2 separate regions of the Homo sapiens genome follow, and region 1 is linked to region 2. Evidence: chromatin loops called from intact Hi-C (ENCODE). Cell type or tissue: PC-3. All regions are shown on one strand. Each heading gives the region's core, and the rest is flanking DNA. Links, peaks and the distances in the headings are about the cores only.

What was found. A loop is a pair of places that touch in the nucleus more often than their neighbours do. Peaks named below come from ENCODE experiments on the same cell type or tissue, not always from the same donor. Only the 100,000 strongest peaks of a DNase experiment are listed, where the experiment ranks them.
Region 1: a loop joins it to region 2, with 2.1 times the contacts of the local background. A loop is called at or near these places in 18 of 110 quality-filtered maps.

The regions. Positions count from the first base shown.
Region 1 is chr11:96,311,368-96,316,751 of GRCh38, forward strand. All of the region lies in intron 1 of MAML2 (mastermind like transcriptional coactivator 2), which reads right to left. Among named protein-coding and RNA genes, the nearest start is that of MIR1260B, 27 kb to the right of the region's middle. In PC-3, for the core only: no CTCF peak of the experiment used is centred there; DNase peaks (open chromatin) are centred at 3,134 and 3,444; H3K4me3 peaks cover 1,321 bases; H3K27ac peaks cover 4,686 bases.
Region 2 is chr11:96,257,474-96,262,857 of GRCh38, forward strand. The region is part of intron 1 of MAML2 (mastermind like transcriptional coactivator 2); the gene reads right to left. Among named protein-coding and RNA genes, the nearest start is that of MIR1260B, 81 kb to the right of the region's middle. RefSeq lists enhancers at 1,193-1,282, 1,323-1,372. In PC-3, for the core only: no CTCF peak of the experiment used is centred there; a DNase peak (open chromatin) is centred at 2,228; H3K4me3 peaks cover 1,062 bases; H3K27ac peaks cover 2,756 bases.

The sequences.
Region 1 (5,384 bases), core at 111-5,110, 54 kb after region 2:
GATATTTCTGCAAAGCATCTTATAAAATCAAATTGTGATTCTGGAATATCTCCAACCTTGAATGTTAATCATTCCTGAAATATGAATGCACAATTCACCACATTCATCCCACGGGAGAAGGCAGCAGTAGTAGCAGAGGGTTGGTGCTACAGATAGCTAGAGATGGCGGTACCTAGATAGGATTCTCATAGCTGAGGCCAGCAAAGACACCTCTTCTTGATTGTCCAAGCTCCAAGCTGAGGTTCGAAACACAGTCTTACATGCAGAAATGGTGCTATAGGAAAACATATGTCCAAGTTATACACAGCTTACTTACAAGCTTTTGGAATCTAACTTTGTTATAATAGGGAGAATACCTCTATGATGGTTAAGTTTCACTGAGAGTTAGGCAATCAAAAGTTGTCTACATTTGCTTTTCTAAATAATTTTTTCAAGATCCTTTTTGTGACTTTGATGAGGAAGGCTTTTTTCCAATGGTGTGTACTATTTGATTCTAAGAGCAAAGATATCCTTCTTTGCCAGTGTAGCATGTAACAATAATAAAGCTATAGCCACTGATAAAGATCTATGTAGCTAGAATGAGCAAACACCGGCCAGGCTTGGTGGCTCACACCTGTAATCCCAGCACTTTGGGAGGCCGAGGCAGGTTCAAAACCAGCCTGGCCAACATGGTGAAACCCTGTCTCTACAAAAACACAAAAATTAACCGGGCATGATAGCAGGGGCCTGTAATCTCAGCTACTTGGGAGACTGAAGTGGGAGAATCATTTGAACCCAGGAGGTGGAGGTTGTAGTGAGCTGAGATTGTGCCACCTGCACTCCAGCCTGGGCGACAGAGCAAGACTCTATCTCAAAAAAAAAAAAAAAAAAAAAAAAAGAATGAGCAAATGCCCTGCCTTTCTCAATCAAGTTTATCATCTCACAAAGGAAAACTCCAAAGCCAAAACAGGCTGTCTCAGGCCAAGTCCTAAAGGGCATTTTCTTCTTTAATCACCCAATGAGAATCCAGATAGGTGGGCTTTTGTGTGTGAGAAGTGATTGTAATTCAACATTAGGGAACTGAAAATATCATTGGATTCATCATTACAATGGATTCATCTGAGTCTGAATGGACAGTAGGAAGCCCCGAGAGCTCATCCCAGGAGATGTACAATGTATGTTTTGAAATTTAGTCACTCTTTAAGTAAGCAAATTTGAACAATAGTTGTTTGACAATATGCTAAACTGAATTTCCCTCTAGGAAGTATGAGGCAGAGCACAGAAAGTAATATTCAGGCTATCCACTATTTTTTTTTATTGTGGTGGAACATTCATTACATAAAATTTACCATTTTAATCATTTGTAAGTGTACAAGTCTGTGGCATTAAGCACATTCACATTGCTGTGCAGCCATCACACCGTCTATCTCCAGGCAGGCCATCGACTTACCTGTTGTGAAAAATAGCTTTAGTTTCTTATCAGGAACTAATTTCAGTTAGTTAGGAACTGTACTGTGACACAGAAATAAATAGCTTAGTTGTATTGGAATCTGAACTAGTCCATCTCTTTATTAAATGTTATGCTAGTTATAGGAAGCAATATGTTCTCTTTCATTGGGAAGACAACTATATTTTCTACTTTCCCCAAAAAGTGCAGTGTTAGCGCCAGACAAAATAATAATCTTTAAGATAGTGAGTACTTGAATGTGCTGGCTACTATGCTAAGTATTTTATGTGCATCAACTCAGTCTCACAACCATCTAATCGTCATTATCCCTCTTGCACATGTGAAGGAAACTGAGGTGCGGAGGTTAAATAGATTGCTAAGATCCCACAATTAGCAAGGGGTAGAGCTGGGGCTCACAACCTGATCTATCTAACTTCTGAGACCAATAGTCTAACTCTAAGAGGTTCACAAATCCCGAGGCATCGGCATCCACCTGAGCAGCTGTTAGAAATGCAAATCCTTCATCCCCATCTCAGAACTGGGGTGGACGCCAAGGTGCAATGTAAGCAGCTCTCCGGGCCATTCTGAGGCTCACTGGAATTTCGGAACCTTTGCTCTAGCCACTGCCTCATTGCATTTCCCTTTTTTCACACTCCTTTCCCACCATGCCAAATCCCACCACTTGTTCTTGGTCACACAGTCTTCATTATTGTTCCCCACCTCGCCCAGCCTCCCCAAAATTGCCCCATTCTTCAAACTGACTTTTTCCTTCCTCTTTATAGCCTGCCTTTCTCCCATTAAAGACTCCTCTTTCCTGTCACTGTTTTCTGCTATAATTTAGTAAAAGAAACAAAAACAAATCCTACTAAGCCAATCCTACAAGGCTTTGGTTTGTTCACTCATCAATAAATATTTACAGAGAACCATATATTTTTAAGGTGTTTTTAGGAAGTGATCTAGTGTTTTGGGATACATTTGTGAATAAAAAGACAAATATACCCATCCTCATGAAGGTCCTCATACTTGATTAAAAATGCAGATATTAGGGTTTTACAGCAGAAATTTGGATTTTTCGACATTTGAAATAAGACCCTAGAATCTGCAGTTTATCAAGCACTCCAGGTGGTTCTGATGCCAGGTGAATCAGGTGATTTAAGTACCCTGATACATCCCGTGAAGTAGCTTGAGTAGGAGCACAGTAATTCATCTGGTGTTTCTGCTTTCTAAATTTGTTTGTCTTCTTCTCCCCATAGGGTCTTTGGGAGAGGGCAGGGATATGAAAAAGGAAAGGAAAAAATTTCAGGCAAACTGAAGTAGCATTTTTCAAGAAAGGGAACTTTCTAAGGTCTCCTAAGGCTAGTTCTGCAGAGAAGATTTTGCTTAACTTGAGCCCTGGGTGATGTGATTTAAAGACAGAAAACCAATACCAAAACGGGACAAGAGTCACAGGTGGCCTCTTGGCCTGTGCCCCCTGAGCTAGGCCAGCCAGCTGCTGTTTATAAACCTGTGGCCTGCTAGGGCCTGCTACAGATGGTCTTTTTGGATTATTTCAAAGACAACACCTTTAACTCTGAGTGGTAGTTTGGAATCATTTTAAGTCCTCTTGATATCCCCTCTTTCCTAGTAAGAACAAGACCAGCTTGTTTAACATTTCCTCATACCACAGATATTTTTCATGAGGCCTCACCCACTCCCAGACAATAACAACATCCTTCCTGTGGGTTGGTGACCAGTGCTGCACGTATCTAAGAGGTATAATAAGCATTTTACACGGTGGCATTGCCACCTCCTTCTCTTTGTTTCAACTCCTTCTGCTAAGATAACCTAAAACACAGGGAAACGGGAAAATAGGCAGCTTAACTTTTTTTCCCCTTTTCCAAGATGCCTCCCAAATTCTAGCCCTGAGTCAACTACTGTTCCATTATTCTGTCTAGAAGATAATATAGACTCATTTTGTACCCAATATAAATGTTTGGCACAGAAACAGCCTTCCTTCAAATGGGTCCAGAGGGGAAGTAGTTATGGGAGTGGCAGGGGCAGGCATGGCTCCATCCCAGCCCCCTGCAATCCAGACTCTAGGCCAGAGGACAGACAAAGTCAGCATTCTGAACGGGAAGCTGGTGTTGCAGCCACCAGTGAGGAATTGTATTCTTACTCCACAATTTAAAAGGCCAAACATTTGTCCTACTCCAAACAACAAAGTGCCAACCCTAGAGGTTCCATTTAGTTACAGTAGGCACTAGAAAGCTTCTGAGATAGATAGTATGAGTTTCCTAATCTGATTTCAACAACCTGGGCTGTTTTCCTTAGTTCTAAAGAGTATATTAAAGAGGAGGTTCTCCATCAGACATATTTTGCCTTCCAGGGGATACTTGACAATGTCTGATCCCAATTCATGGTCCTAATGTAGATGGAAGGTGGGGAATGGTATTGAAAAAATGAGGACAAAACGGTGCCAATGGATAATTTGTGGAAGGACATAGTTGTCCTCTTGTTAACCTTAAAGGCTGGAAATGATAACTCTAAACATTCCCTAAATAATCCATTTTGGTTTCCTGTAAAATATATTTATATTGTATCTAATTTATTTCATACTTATATTTTCATTCAAGCTACTACCTCTTGGGCTGATTTTCCTATATGCTTATCTCCACTTACCGTATAAAGTAGAAGTACATTTTATTTATTCCAATGCTATCTCTTTCACACTTTAAAATTTAAACTAGTCCTAGGATCTTGTTAACAGTTTCCAGACTCCTGTTTTTTTCATAGAGCTTTTTACATTTTTGTGCCTCTGGATTCAAAGGGTTCTAATGGTCTTGGTTTATCTTCATATAGCATTCACTCACCCACTCTGACAGGTCAGAATGACTCAATCTCATCATGCGTGGTACCCAGAAGGCCCAACAGAGAAGAGAGCAATCTAGTTGTCCCTGAGGATACTTGGCTCAAAGCCTCCTACCATCCTCTCTGAGCCAGGCTATGCATCCAGTCCCTGCACAGAGGAGCTGGCTGTGAGGAACTATAGGGAAACCCTGGTCTTGACTACACAAGCTTCAGTTTTACATAATGCAACTTCACAACTAATTTTTTCCCAATGGTCAGATCGGCAGGTAGACTGAAGCCATTAAGGTAGCCAAAAGCACCAGTCAACTGGGATATACAGTTTTTCTATCATGTGGACATAGCCTTGCCATCATTCAGCAATATGTAAGCCTGTGACTTTTCTGAAAAACAGAATGAGGGGATCTCTGGTTCAGTTCCTTGAGTTTCAATCTGGGTAAGTGGGTCACTTGTTGCATACTCTTGTAATATCCTTCCACTTAATATTCTAGAGGGATGGATTTGTTAGGGAAAACAGAAGCACCTATTCCTGCTGTTCCTTTATACCCTATCTTCTGGAATAGAATAAGTCAGGGTACTTGCTTGCCCATTCAAGAAGCAACCAGTATACCCAAGCACTCTGGTGGGTACTGCAGATACACAAATGAAAAAGGCAATAAAATGGAGTTTCTACTCTAAAGGGAGTGATAGACCAGAATGGGAACCAATACATAAATAAACACAGAAAATGCAGGTTGTAACAAATGCTATAAATAAAACAAAGAAGGGGCTAAGATACAGAATAACAGAAGAGTAATCTCTTTAGGAGGGATGTTCAATAAGGCTACCATTCATGTTGAGATCTAAAAATTAAGTGGGAGGCAGCCAGGTGATGAGTTGGAGAAATAACATAATAAAAGGCCCTCTGGGGAGAAAGATCTGGGCTCATTTGGAGAATTAAATGATCCACACACAACTTCTGTGTAGTAAGCAAAGGTGGCTTGAAAAGCGAGGCAGGCAGCAGCATGAGCAGGACCTACAGGCTTGCGTAAGGGGCCTGGATTTTATTCTAAGTGCAACAGGAGGCTACTTAAGAGTTTTAAGCAGGGGTAGGATGTAAACAATTGTATGTTGA
Region 2 (5,384 bases), core at 271-5,270:
TTTAGTAAATACATGTCAAATTGAATCTTTGATACATGACTTGGAATTACTTCCCTTTCAAGGTATTTGTTCAGTGAGCATAATTATAGAGTCCACAGTCTAACAGTCTTCATTATAGAGAAAAACCGAAAAAGAGCCCTTGGCTTTTCAAGACAATATGCATTGATGGCAACCCCCTTTTTATCATGTGCATATTTCATGCACAAGGACAACTTAAAACTTGGAATGAAAAAAAAACCTCTATAATATTTCTTTGCTCACCAGTGCTGCCCATTTCTGGTATTCTCTCTTTACTGTGTATCCTGGGGGTGATGGGAAGAAGAGGAGAGACGAGAAGGACTTACTAGTAACAGAAAGGAAAATAATGAATTGGGAAGAGGAGCAAAGGGGATGGTGAGGACTGGAATAACAACTTTATAAAGAATAAAAGTCTGATTCCCTTCTATTTCCTGCAGTCTCTCATTGCTCCTGTCTCTGATAAAATGCCTACAGATTTGCTTACTTGATCCTAATTTTATGGCCTGTTCAAATATTACAACTTCTTTTTAAATAAATTAATTTGGAACTAAATGCCTTTAATTTTTACCGTGATAGGTTTGTGGCTCTTGACATCTTTTGGTCCTATTCATCAAAATCATTTGCTAAGTCCAAGGTATAGCAGAGTGGCTTTAACAACAACCATGGAGGATGAATAAAATACATTTTCATATTTACTGAAAGTGAAACTTATAAGCATATATCATCTTCTGCCTACCTTGTAAATATCCCATGTTTTCATTTACATATTGTACCAATTAATATATCTTGGTACTAATCAGAGTGGAATCCACTCCTGACATGGGAGAAAACTACGACAAAAAACATTAGCAGCAAGAAAAAATGTTTGTTTCAAGTATGTGGATTATATTTTCTAGTGCCTTAAAAAAAGAATGAAACTGAAAGAGGCAGCTTGAAGAAGCTTACATGTGTTTAAAACCCACATCCTGTTGTTATCCACTGCCCTGGCACAGAGGAGCTGGGAGGTGAACGTCCTCATTAGGGTCCCTATTAGCTGTGATTTGCAATGGGCTTCTCCAAAGAAGAAAATCACATTCACCCACTGGACAATGGCCCAGGTATCACCATTGATGGGAATCATATATGGAGTAAACATCAAAGCCCAAGAATACAGTGGTCTAAGCCAGTGTGCTTAGAAGTTGCCAGATCCTCCATGCTTCATTCCAGCCACTATCAGCAGATTCTAAATCACCTATGAGCAGAGAGGCCCATCTGCCTAGGGCATAAACGAAATTATAACAACAGTGAGAGAGCCAATGGGAGTCAGCCAGTAAGACTATGAGCAGCATGATGTACTCAGACTTTTGTTCCTTTTTATTTATTTGGTTAAAATACATGTGTTTTTGCTTCAGGCAGATGTTGGTATCCCAGCCTTTTATACAGGAAGCTGTAGAAGGGAGAGGACTTTCTGGGTGGGAGCAACTTATTGTGGAGGCCAAATGGCATTTTTTGTAGGCCCTGAGATTTTTTACGAAAACACTAACTCTGTTCAGAACTCTTTCAAAGGGTGAAGACAAACTTAACAACCTTATACTATAATACAAATAATTACAGAGTGTTGCTTTAAACTTGTATCTTGAAGTTCCTTCTTTAGGTAACTCTGCTTAACAACCACAGACTCTTCTTCCTAATGGCTTATCTGCATGTCTTTTCAATTTTCTAAGTGAAGGCCAGCCCCCTTCAAGATGTTCTACCAACTCAGTCCTATTCTTTCCAGATGTTTTTTTTCTTTTTCTTCTTCTGAAAAGCATGTGTTGATAGACTATGGGGAACAGACCAAGATTTATTTTTTAGCCAGCATTTTCCCCTTGCAACCGTAAGTCATTCTTCCTCAGAAGGCAAGGTGGGGCAAGTGATTCTAATGTGCTTCGCTCCAATGCTTCCATCTCAATAACCCTTTAAAGTGAAAACTGTGGAGAGTGAAGTGAAAAACTTGTCTCCATCTGGAAGCATTTATACAGAGAGGTGTCTTTAGCTTAGTTGTTTGTCTAGAATTTCCATTTATGAACCGACTTGCCTTTCTCCTGTGGGTATGCTGGAGAAAACTCTTTGCAAAATCCATTGTATGCAATAATCCAGTGGCTCCTTCAAACTCAATCAGGCTGGAAAGGCTAAATATGACTCATAGGATTCCTCCAACAAACACAAAGTAAGTCAGAAGTCAAGGAGAGAGTCATCTCGATGTGGACCAGCTTACCTAGCAAGGCAGGGAATTGTCATAAAACCAGTTTCCTGCTTGCAAGACCTTGACTCCTTTCAGTAAAGGTGTCAACTCTTCTTTTTCTGAACAATCTCAATGTGAATGACAGGGCCTGATTCTAGAGGAAGGTGTCTTTAATCTTTTTATGGTTCAGTATAAAGGTTACCTTAAAAAAAGCCTTGGGATATACTTTCAAGATACTGACTTGTGATTTTTTTTTTTTTTTTAAACATCAGTATGTCCTGTTCTAATTTAATCATTATTCTTTCAAACAGGCTGGGAGGAAAGGTTCCTGGACATCCACAGAGAAAACTTATTCAATAAAACATTTTATAATCCTCGGAACACCTGTGCCACCTTCCTAAAGGCCAGTCAGTTCCAGGACTTCCTAAAAATGAAGGTTGGACTGTGTGAATGCCTGTGTGTGTGGGAGTGGAGTCACTCTGTGTGGTGTTGGGGGATGGGGTGGGGGGAAGCAAACTGGCAGACTCTAGAAGGATGGTGGTAGAGCAGAAGAAAAAAGAAGAATGTCTGAATCTGGAGTGGCCCCATGAGACCCAGTCTGTACTCAGGTGACACTGGAATAACAGGAGTTCCTTCTAAAACCAAGAGAGCAGCAGACACTCTGTCATGCCACACCCTTCTCAACTGTCTTATCCCTTGGCCGTCTCCTTTTTAGAAGCTAAAGCAATACATTTTTTTCTTCAGTGTCTCTTGTTCTTGGAATGGAGGTGCAGCATAGTTCCGGCCAATAAGATGGACATCTGATAGGAGAGGGGTGTGCTTTTGGGACACTTTCAGCTTTTCTGATAAGAGGAACACCAGGGCTGCCCTCACTCCTCCCTCCAGTCTGCCAATGTGATACCTGCAGTTTAAGACTATGAGAGAAAGGCATAGAGAATCACAGACAAACTGACCCTGAGCAGTGATATTATTTGAGTCACTAAACTAATACCCATAATGACCTTATATCCAGAAATATTGTAGTGTGTGTGGGAGGAAAAATCCCTATTTGTAATCACTTTATTTCTTACACTGTTAGTCAGTTTTCTGTTATTTGCAGGCAAAAAAAAAAAAAATTCCTAATTGATTCAGCAGAGGAGGCAGATCAAATGAGTAGCCATCAACTCTTAAAAAGGTTGTTTTTTTGTTTTGTTTCGTTTTTTGGGGGACAGCGTAGCTTTGAAAAACCTGAGTGAAACTAAATATTCTTCTGAAGGTAAAACCAATATAGCATATCATGGAGCCTCATAATTTATTTCAAATTTTATGCCTGAAACAACTTACCATCATTACTCTATGCTATGGTTTGAATGACCCCTCCAAAACGCATGTTGGAACTTAATCTCCAATCTGGCAGTATTGACAGGTGGTAACTTTAAGAGGTGATTGGATCATGAAGGCTCTGTCCTCATAAATGGATTAATCCATTCACGGATTAATGGGTTATGATGGGAGGGGAACTGGAGACTTTATAAAAGGAAGAGAGACCTGAGCTAGCACATTAGCACGCTCAGCCCCCTCCGCCACGTGATGCCCTGTGCCACAGAATCCCCACCACCAAGAAGGCTATCAACAGATGCAGCCCCTCAACCTTGGACCTCTCAGCCTCCATAACTGTAAGAAATAAATTCCTTTTCTTTATAAATTACCCAGTTTTGGGTGTTTTGTTATAAGCAAAAGAAAACAAACTAAGACACTCCATCCAGTGGTTCATGACATTTATTGAGAGGAAAGACAAGGTGTATTCTATAGCTATAACCGTAGAATTGCTTTTGTTAAGTATATTTATGTTTATACAAGCCTATAACCTTATTTTCCTACATGAGCCGAAGGTATCGTCTAATGGGGTTCTTGGCTTACCCCAAGTCCTTCTGATAATATTGGAGACTTATAGAGACTTTTGAAAGGAACACAACATAATGAATGGAAAGAGCAAATATCTTGCCTGGTCCCTAGCTAGTGACATGATATTGTGCAAATTACTTTGACTACCTGAGCTCCATATTATTCGTCTATAAAATAAGGAAGTGTTCAATTCAGTAACTATTTCAATGTTATTGTCTAAACAGTTTGATTATAAACAACCAAGTTACCTAACTGCAGACAATTTTATAATTATTTTTTCACCAATATGTGTTATGTTAGATTTCTAATATATCACCATGAACAAATATTTAAATTCTAAAATTTGTATTTGATACGGTCAGAATTCCTAAAATCAGTGGCATTCTCTGACTCAAAGAGTTATTTCCCTCCTGGCTCATTATTCTCCATATTAATGTTTTTAAAAGATGTCCTGAAGTCCTTGCATCTTTCTGGGTCCCAACCAACATCTACTGAACTTGAGTATTTGAGGATGGAACCCAGAAATCCGTATTTTTCACAAGCATTCTGGGACATTCTGACATGTACTAAAGTTCGAGGACCACTAATCTGGAAATAGGTGTCACTGAGACATTGGAAGATTAAAAATTGTGTACGGTTTTTATGATAAATGAAGACAGAGTTCAGTCACAGATTCAGTTTTTTACTTCTCCAAATGTGCTGATTTAAGGTCATTTATAACATTCTCATAGATTAATTTGACCCTCAGTTAGCATTATTATTTATTGTATAAATAAAATTCACAAAATCAAACTGAAAATAATTCTCCCAAGATTTTGATTACTGCTCGTTTTCTTTCCTCTTGTTTTTCCCTCCAGTCACCATTTGTTCTTATTTTTAAAATTTAATCTTTTTTTTTTTCTTTTTTGAGATGGAGTCTCGCTCTGTTGCCCGGGCTGGAGTGCAGTGGCGCAATCTCAGCTCACTGCAACCTCCGCCTCCCAGGTTGATGCCATTCTCCTGCCTCAGCCTCCCGAGTAGCTGGGACTACAGGCACCCGCCACCACGCCTGGCTAATGTTTTTTGTATTTGTAGTAGAGATGGGGTTTTACCATGTTAGCCAGGATGGTCTGGATCTCCTGACCTCATGATCCGCCCACCTCAGCCTTCCAAAGTGCTGGGATAATTTAATCCATTTTTTAAATCCTTGTTTTAATGCTCTGTTTCATTTACTGCCCAAAGAATGGCAAGCTTGTAGATAAACATGGCAAGTGCCATATTTGCCTGCTTTACTATAATC